Linked DNA regions of Homo sapiens: region 1 is linked to region 2. A link is a loop called in an ENCODE intact Hi-C map of the cell type or tissue named here. Cell type or tissue: tibial artery. All regions are shown on one strand. Region 1 overlaps AUTS2 (activator of transcription and developmental regulator AUTS2). Region 2 overlaps AUTS2 (activator of transcription and developmental regulator AUTS2).

What was found. A loop is a pair of places that touch in the nucleus more often than their neighbours do. Peaks named below come from ENCODE experiments on the same cell type or tissue, not always from the same donor. Only the 100,000 strongest peaks of a DNase experiment are listed, where the experiment ranks them.
Region 1: a loop joins it to region 2, with 30 times the contacts of the local background. A loop is called at or near these places in 2 of 110 quality-filtered maps.

What each region holds. Positions count from the first base shown.
Region 1 is chr7:70,648,294-70,653,293 of GRCh38, reverse strand. All of the region lies in intron 5 of AUTS2 (activator of transcription and developmental regulator AUTS2), which reads right to left. Among named protein-coding and RNA genes, the nearest start is that of GALNT17, 480 kb to the left of the region's middle. RefSeq lists an enhancer at 4,789-4,838. In tibial artery, no CTCF peak of the experiment used is centred here; no DNase peak of the experiment used is centred here.
Region 2 is chr7:70,542,526-70,547,525 of GRCh38, reverse strand. All of the region lies in intron 5 of AUTS2 (activator of transcription and developmental regulator AUTS2), which reads right to left. Among named protein-coding and RNA genes, the nearest start is that of GALNT17, 590 kb to the left of the region's middle. In tibial artery, no CTCF peak of the experiment used is centred here; no DNase peak of the experiment used is centred here; H3K27ac peaks cover 560 bases.

The sequences.
Region 1 (5,000 bases), 110 kb before region 2:
TTCCAAAGAGAAAATATAAAAGTATGAGAGATAGGGTTATTAATTTTTTTTTGAGACAAGGTCTCACTCTATTGCCCAAGCTGGAGTGCAGTGGCATGATCATAGCTCATGCAGCCTCGAAAGCAATCCTCCTGTCTCAGCCTCCTGAGTAGGTAGGACTGCAGGTGTGTACCACCATGCCTGGTTGATTTTTTATTTTTTTGTAGAGATAGAGTCTTCCTATGTTGCCCAGGCTGGTCTTGAATTCCTGGGCTCAAGTGATCCTCCTCTCTTGACCTCCCAAAGTGCTGGGATTATAGGCATGAGCCACCACACCTGGGCTTGTTAAACTTTTAAACCTCTATTTAAATAAGGGGAGGGGAGGATTGTCATATAAACGATATCAGGAAAGAGTATGTACATTACAAAAAAGAATCTGGATATCAGGCCAGATAAAACATCAACCAATCACCAAAAAACACCACCATTGCCAAGAGTCAAAACAGATCTCAATATCCAAGAGTAAATTAGAGTCTACAATTAGTTTACAATAATCAAAATACACCAATAAAACCATTCTTTTTTTAAAAAAGTAAGACACAGGGTCTTGCTATGTTGCCCAGGCTGAACTCAAACTCCTGGGTTCAAATGATCCTCCTGCCTCAGCCTCTCGAGTAGCTGAGACTACAGGCGCACGCCACCACATCTGGCCAAAACCATTCTTGAAAATTCAGGGCTACCACAATTTTCTATGACTTGGCACATTTTCCAACTGGGGATGTCTCTCTCAGTGTAGTCTTTTACATTTACTTAGGTACTTGATCTTTAGCAGAAATGATGATCTGAGACTTTATACCCATGAACTCCTTGTGTCTAGATAATGTCAATTCTTTTCCCTCTAACTGCCAAGTAAATTCCATTTTTACACTTTAAATGGCATAAATTGTCTAACCCTAAAAAAAAAATGGCAGAAGTACTTTTGCTGGTGTTAAGTAGGACGAATCAAATAGAGAAGAAGGAAGGCAGGGTATTATGCTGTGGCTTAATTCTGTTTAGTAAACACTTTATACTGCAGAGTAATGAAAGACTTCTCAGTATTCATCTCAAAATGAAGGTGGTTTGGTGTATTGGTTACTGCTATTCTCTGTGGATTCCTACTTTGTAAAACATGAGGAGTTGAAGGCAGTCAACTACCACTTAGTCACTCATAAATAAATGGCTCTTGCAGCTTTCCAAATAGACACAGTAATATACATGGGATTAGAGCAACGTGCAACCGTGACGGCGTGTGCAATGTATGATGTGATCATAATCCGGTGATGTCTTCACTGCTTACAGACACATAGAAACATCCCTCACCTTCAAAATGGAGGCGCCAAAGTCTGAGGGCCTTTGGTGTTCAATGTTGGGGTATTCTTTTTCTGTGCATTTCTGTGCGTGTGTTTGCCAGTGTTTTCTGGGATCCAGATGACCAGCCCCAGTTCCAAATACTTCTGAATTCAGTGAAAACTTTCCCTACCTTTTATCTCACTATTTTGCCTATAAATCCTCCCTTCAGCTAAATCAACATACAGATGGTCCCTAACTTCCGATGGCTCAGCTTACGATTTTTCGACTTTATGCTGGTATGAAAGCAATATGCACTCAGTAGAAACTGCACTTCAGGTACCCATACAACCATCTTGTTTTTCACTTTCAGTACAGTATTCAATAAATTACATGAGATCCTCAACACTTTATTATGAAACAGGCTTATGTTAGTTGATTCTGCCCGATGGTAGGCTAATGTAAGTGTTTTGAGCGTGTTTAAGGGGGGCTGGGCTAAGCTACAATGCTCAGTAGGTTAAGTGTATTAAATGCATTTTTGACTTAAAATATTTTCCACGTATGAAGGGTTTATCGGGATGTAACCCCAATGTAAGTTAAGGAACACCTGTACAGAAGTCGCCTCACAAAACCCTGGGTTTCCCAGTTTCGTGAGTTTGCTACAGTAAATGAGGCTGAGCACCAGAGAGGGGGCAGGCTATGAAGCCACATTACCTGGGTCCAGCTTTACCATTTACTAACTCTAGGGCACTGGGTACCTTATTTAACTTCTTTGTATGTCATGATCCTTATCTATATAGCGGAAATAATGAGAAGACAATAATCCCATCTCATAATAGCTTTTGTGAGGATGAAATAAGTTAAGACATGTAAAGTGCTTAGAACTTTATCTCAAACAGCAAGTGCTCAATAACTGTAGTTGATCATTACTCATATCAGCAAGTGCTCATAACTGTAATGTTGATCATTACTATCAACATTATCTTCATCCCATTCGGACTTCCTCCTCCTTCCTCTCTGTCCATTGAAATCATTCTCTTGGGCCTCAGCCATGCCCTCAACGTGATCCTTTCTTCCCCTGATTTGAACTCTGGTCATCAATCAATTAGTTGGCACTATTAATTTATGTCTAACTGTCATGGGTACAGGAACAGTTTTTTCATCTAGCCTGGAAACTTCTTGAGACAAGGGTGTAGATGTGTTTGCTTTGCGTGTAAAATGAATCTGATAAAATTGACAGTTAATGGTCACAGAAGTTCACTGGAGATATGTAGAGGTAAATGTATGTACTTCTCAATTTTAAACAACATTCTTGGTAGCAATCAACGAGATACTAGTTTCAAGTGAAATGCACAATTGTTGTATGTCTGACTTCACACATTTGAAAGTAAAAATAATTCCAGGAAGAAAGCTGAGTGGGGATGAGAGTCACAGTAAGAGAAAAGAGATTCTAGTTCTAGATCTGCTCTTGACCAGCTCACATTCTTTGACATTCAGAGAGATTAAACCACATGCCTGATTCCTAAGTGCTAAGTCAGAATCAGTGACTTTAAGGTCCCAGACAGACCCTGTTGGTTGCCCAGGCAAGAGCCCTCAAGTTCACTGAACCCAGGTTTTGTTCAGGTACTGCATGGCGCCATGCTGTGGGCAGGTGGTCTTCCCCTGTTACAGGAGGCTCAGGCCACCCTTGGCAATCCCATTATTCTTGGACGGTGACTGTTTTAGGAGACGGTATGTAACCCAGTTCTGGCCAGTGAAACCTGAGGGGAAGTTTGCTATGGGGTCTCTAGAAAAGAATTTCCTCCTGATAAAAAGAGGTACGTGAGGAAGAACACCTTTCCTTCCTGTCTGTGAGTGTGGCTTCCTGAGGAAATAGTGTCTGATAACTATGGCGGCCATCTTGAAATCATGAGGAGAAAGCTAAGAGAATGGCAGAGAAGCCAATCCGTGCCCCAAAATACTTAACCAGTCCCATTTAGAAACACTACTCACACCCGCCCCCCTGCCATGGTTGAAGCCATTTTGTTCTGTTACTTGTGGCTGGAATGTCTTGGCTGTCCACATTCTAAGAACCCAAGCACCACATGATTGAGGCCCATTGTTAAGCTACAAGGAAATGTGGCACACAGATCATCTCTGCTGACCTACAAAATCACCACTGGGGCCGGGTGCGGTGGCTCACGCCTATAATCCCAGCACTTTGGACACCGAGGCGGGTGAATCACGAGGTCCAGAATTCAAGACCAGCCTGGCCAACATGGTGAAGGCCCATCTCTACTAAAAATACAAAAAATTAGCTGGGCATGGTGGTGGGCACCTGTAATCCTGGCTGCTTGGGAGGCTGAGGCAAGAAAATCGTTTGAACCCAGGAGGCAGAGGCTGCAGCAAGCCAAGATCGCACTACTGCACTCCAGCCCGGGTGACAGTGCGAGACTCCGTCTCAAAAAATAAATAAATAAATAAATAAATAAATAAATAAATAAATAAAATAAATCACCACTGGGACACTCTGAGATTAAATCCTGACCCCCATGTCCCACCACTTATGTTTCTATTAACCATTGTTTATTCATCTTACTTTTTTATTTTTTTTGAGACAGGGTCTCACTCTGCCAGGCCAGAGTGCAGGGGCATGATCTTGGCTCATTGCCACCTCCACCTCCTGCGGTCCAGTAATCCTTCCACCTCAAACACCCAAGTAGCTGAGACCACAGACATGCTCCATGGGGTTTCGTGATGTTGCCCAGGCTGGTCTCAAACTTCTAATCTAAAGGTCTCAAACTTCTAATCTAAAGGTCTCAAACTTCTGAGCTAAAGCAATCCACCTGCCTCAGCCTCCAAAGTGCTGGGATTACAGGCATGAGCCACCATATCCAGCCTATTCTTCTTATTTTGACATGTCAGCTTCTTTCCGTAAGCTGAGGTTGACATATATAATCAGAGACTTAGGTCAATAGGAAAAGGCATTCCCTAATTTCAAAACAGATCTAAACTCTCTAATTTCCTCAAAAGAGATCTCCTAATCTTTCATCTACTGGGATTATTTTAATAAACTCATTTTAGCACCCTGTTACTATGAACTCTTAACAAAGGTTCCTTCCAGGGCTGGGCGCGGTGGCTCATATCTGTAATCTCAGCATTTTAGGAGGCCAAGGCAGGCAGATCATTTGAGGTAAGGAGTTCGAGACCAGCTTGGCCAACATGGTGAAGCCCTGTCTCTACCAAAAATTTAAAAAAAAATTAGCTGAGCGTGGTAGTGCATGCCTGCAATCCCAGCTACTTGGGAGGCTGAGACAGGAGAATTGCTTGAAAGGGGGAGGCGGAGGTCGCAGTGAGCCAAGATTACGCCACTGCACTCCAGCCTGGGTGACAAAGTGAGACTGTCTCAAAAAACAAAACGAAACAAAACAAAAAACCAAAAACCAAAACAAATTCTGTTTTGTTTTTATATCGTGTTTCTACATCTAAACATGCTACTAGGTTGTGCTTCATGATATGAATGTATAAATTCAAGATCATGAAACTCTCATTGGTGCAGACATATACAACACAGAACTGCAAACTCACCACAGATGCTCCCACGCCTGTCCCTGAAAGCACCATGGCAAGCCTCAGCCCATTCCTCTCCCTCGTGCTGCAGATGAGAAAGCTGAAGTCCAGAGGCGTGAAAGGTGTTGGTGAAGGTGACTCAGTGA
Region 2 (5,000 bases):
ATCCCAGCACTTTGGGAGGCTGAGGCAGGCAGATCACGAGGTGGAGAGATCGAGACCATCCTGGCCAACATGGTGAAACCCTGTCTCTATTACAAACACAAAAATTAGCTGGGTGTGGTGGCGGGCGCCTGTAATCCCAGCTACTTGGAAGGCTGAAACAGGAGAATCGCTTGACCCCGGGAGGCGGAGGTTGCAGTGAGCCGAGATTGCGCCACTGCACTCCAGCCTGGGCGACTGAGCAAGACTCAGTCTCCCAAAACAAAAACCCACCAACATTGTATTGTTCCATTATATGAAATGTCCAGAAAAAGCACATCTAGAGAGATGGAAAATAGGTTCGTGGCTGCCTTGACCTGGGAGTGGTAATGGGGACTAACTGCAAATGGGCATGAGGGATTTTACTGGAATGATGAAAATGTTCTAAAATTGAATTGTGGCAATAGTTACACAACGCTATAAATTTACTAAAAAATCACTGAATTATACACTTAGTACGGGTGAATATTACGGCATGTAGATTATATTTGAATAAAGTTGTTAAAACGAGCTGGTAAGAAACATAAATCTGATTTGAAAAGAAATCAAACACACAAAACAACAAAGCAAAAGAAAACAAAATCTAAAATTAAGCTGCACAGGCATGCACATCTGTGGGTAATGCCCACATAAGACGTCTTTGGATTTCAAACTATCTACAGTGGCTCTCTCTGGCTGTACCTGAATGATTTTTTTTTTTTCTTTTTTTTTGAGACAGAGTCTCGCTCTGTCGCCCAGGCTGGAGTGCAGTGGCATGATCTCAGCTCACTGAAAGCTCCACCTCCCGGGTTCATGCCATTCTCCTGCCTCAGCCTCCCCAGCAGCTGGGACTACAGGTGCCCGCCACCATGCCCGGCTAATTTTTTTGTATTTTTAGTAGAGACGGGGTTTCACTGTGTTAGCCAGGATGGTCTCAATCTCCTGACCTCGTGATCCGCCCATCTTGGCCTCCCAAAGTGCTGGGATTACAGGCATGAGCTACCACGCCTGGCCCTGAATGATTTTTATAATGAACACATATTATATTAAATTTTTTGATTTGTTTTGAGACAGAGTCTCACTCTGTTGCCTAGGCTGGAGTGCAGTGGTGCAATCTCGGCTCACTGCAACCTCCACCTCCCGGGTTCAAGCGATTCTCCTGCCTCAACTTCCCAAGTAGCTGGGATTACAGGCGTGAGCCACTGTGTCTGGCTAATTTTTGTACTTTTAGTAGAGATGGGGTTTTACCATGTTGGCCAGCTTGGTCTGGAAATCCTGACCTCAAGTAATCCACATTCCTCAGCCTCCCAAAGTGCTGGGATTACAGGCATGAGCCACCACACCCAGCTAAAATTTTAAGTTAACTCTGTAGCAGTGTTTTCACTGATCTATATGTAAATTTTAATTTTGTTAATTTTCCAAGCAGATAATGCCCATTCACCACATATATTGTGGCAATGGGAAAACCACTGCCCAAGACACTTGAGATCCCTTACTATCTGTTTTTAGCTTATTGTTATGGGAAATTTCAAACCAATATGAAAGTAAACAAAGTAGTTAAATTAACTCCTGTGCAACCATTTCCAGACTTACACAATGATCAGTCCATGGCCAGTCTTGTTTCATCTCCATGTCTACCCACTCCCCCCACTCCTTCTATGAAGGCTCGGAAGAACTGATGCTTGATGTTCCCATCTTTGCATCCCTATGTCAAGATGCAAAAATGGGAACATAAACGGCTCTGAGACCCTGAGATGTATCAGTAGGGGGAGGGACAGAGGTGACTCCTCTGAATGATCGTCTAGCCAAAAGAGAGTAGCTCCTTCCAGAAGAAAAGGCTTGGCTGAGACAGAAAGGGAGAAAGATCGTGGGAGGTCAAAAAAGACTTTGTCATTCACAGTGGGGCTATGCCTGGTCAAACATGAACGGACCATTTTCTAGGAATAATCTGCTCATCCACAGAAGGGTGAATGAGGTTAACATTCTCAGTGCACTGGAGCACCATCTAAAGCAGGTGGGTGAAGTCATTTACCAAGTGGTCTCTTTGTGCCCTTGAGGAAGTATTCACTTTATATGGGTGAGTGGCTTATGCCTCAGGCCGTTATTTCCTCTTAAACACTCAGTGAACTGGAACAGCAGGGACTTTCTCTCCGAAGAGATGGAACCCTAAAGGGTCCTCTGTCCTTACAGCATGCCCGCAGCCCAGCTGCTTTGCGTCCAAAAGCCATGCCAGAACTTAGGGAACTGCTCTCGGCTTTCCCTTTGACCTGTGCTCTGGTCTGGATGCAGACCATCCCTGGCTGGGTGGCTCTCTTTTAGCATTACAGTGGGACTTTCCCTTTCTTCCAAGCTCTTCCTACCGATGATTTGGACAGTTCTTCTAGACTTGAAATTCAAGGCCTGAATTTCAATTTTGAAATACTGTTTCCCGAATCACTGTCTTGGATGAAAGAGCTAGGATGAAGGAAGGGAAATTTCAGGCCTGTCCAAAGCGAGGCTTCTCAGGATGCTGGATGAGGTCCCCTGGGTCCCTGCTTTTGGAGAGGAGAGTCTGGTCACCAAGTACATAGGTCCCAGGCTCCTTGGATCACGCTCAGTCCCTTCAGTACACAGCATACCTGGAAACAATCTTCAGAACTGAGACCCAGGTAAATAAGCCGTCTTCATGGGAAGGAGAAAACTGTTAACAGCTGCTGTACAGAGCCCCCAGCACACCCCGCAGCCATTCAGATCTCAAGGGAAACCTGCTAAGACTCTAACCTAGATCACTTTATCACACTGAAGCCCCATCTCTGAAATGAAAGTCAGCATGGTCTCCTGGTGGTCAAAGTGGAAACCTTTTATTATCTTGAAAATAAAAAACAACGAAAGACAAATCCTAACTGCAGGCCTGTGTGATTTTGAGAAAGACACTTAGCTTTTCTGGTTCCAACCCTTCCAGTTCTGTCACTGCTCAAGCGGAGGCCTCAATTAAGGTTGGTGGGGCAAAGTGAGATTTGAGGGGATTTATTCCTGATGCCTGTGATGGTCACCAGGAAGAGCTCTGTACTGTCCTGTGTATCATTTCTCGGCCTAACTAGTTGGAATGAATAAACCAAGATCTCCACCTCACTGTCAGCAACAAACAGATTTGTCAGTTTTCACTCTTGTATTTTGGCAGCAAACCTCCTTTAGGTAGTTATTAACTTTTAAATGTAAAAATCAGGCACCAAATCCTAAAGCAGAAAAGACATACATAATTTGGGTTACTTAAAATGCCTCCAAGTGAACAGGTGACAGATGTCAAGCCTCCTGGCACCCGGAAGAAAGGCACTGCAACAGACTATGAGGATTCCTGTGTTAATCAGGTAATAGTAACTTGGGTAATTAGCAAATCACACCAAATCTTGTTTAAGTCCCAAATCTCATTTAGAGCCTTTTGGAGAAACCGTTTAAATACAAAGGACACATTCTCCTTCTGACAGAAGATGCCTGCTTACTGGGGCAGACATCCCAGCTTCCCTGCCTCTATTAAATCCATTTTAATTATGAAGTCTCAAGGTCTAATTCACCAAAGCCTGAAAGAGAGGGTACACATCCCTTTGCTCTTGCTAAGGAATCAAGAAGCCCTAGACTCTGGAATTCAGGTAGACTTCAAAGACTCAACAAGTCCCAGGCAAAGAAAATGGCGATAGTCTTTGCCACTGGCCTACTACAGCACTCCCATACCTGTTAGAAAACTCCTGCCTTTTTACCTTTGCCTATTTTTAATTCACATGTAAGGGATTTAGACAATAAACACCCCTCAACAGGAGGAGGCCCATGGCTCCTGAGCTTGTGAACAATCCAAAGGCATTTTGAAGGCAAGCATGACGGGACAGGCAACAAACTGCAGTCAGGTAGTGGTGGGCCAGCTTAGGCTGGAGCAACAACTTAGGTGTGTGTGTCTGAGTCCCTCTCTCTGCTAGCTTGGCATTTTTAACCTTTTTTTTTTTTTTTTCCCAAGATGGAGTCTCACTCTGTCGCCTAGGCTCAAGTGCAGTGGTGCGATCTCAGCTCAGCACAACCTCTGCCTCCCGGGTTCAAGCGATTCTCGTGCCTCAGCCTCCCGAGTAGCTGGGATTACAGGTGCCCGCCACCACCCCTCCCGAGTAGCTGGGATTATAGGTGCCTGGCTAATTTTTGTATTTTTAGTAGAGACGAGGTTTCACCATCTTGGTCAGGCTGGTCTCAAACTCCTGACCTCAAATGATCCACCCACCTCAGCCTCCCAAAGTGCTGGGGTTACAAGCATTAGCCACCACACCCTTCCTTAAACCATTTTTATAGAGCTCTTTATAATACTCCTCCCTTATTTGGATCTCAAAGTCCATCTAAAACTTTACTGAATTCCAATCCTGTCATCCTGCTCAGAATAGCTCATACTTATATTATATTTCCACAAGACAGTTGGTTTAAGCCTAGGGACTTTTGGGTGTCACTTGTCCATGTTCCTTTTTAGCTAGAGAGTGTCAGAAAAATGATCTAAAGGTCTGTAGCACTGCCACAGTGTCTAGTTGTCTCAGCCCCTTAGTGCTTGGAACTGAATCTATTTTTTTCACTTACTATTTATATCCTCTTACCCAATCACCCAGGCAACATTCTGGAGAAGGGGGAGGTCAGGGAGTTGATGCCATCATTGATATAAGAAGAAAAGAAATCTGAAGTCAGCTTGGGGCACCAGAAGTCAGACAACCTGGATTTAAGACACCTGGCTCAGCTACTCAGTATAACTGTGTGCCTCTGGGCACGTCTCTTCTACTCTTTGAGCCCCATCTGCTAAATGGGAACAAGAATATTTCCCCACTGACTTCATGGGGCTGGTTGATAAATAAAGGAGACAATGAATAGCAGGGGGCTCTGTTAACCATAAAGTTTAACACATAAAGTTTACCCCAGAGGCCTGCTAAGGAGATGAAATGCCATGTAGCTGGCCTGCGCCAGTGCCTGGAAAGAGGACACCCCAC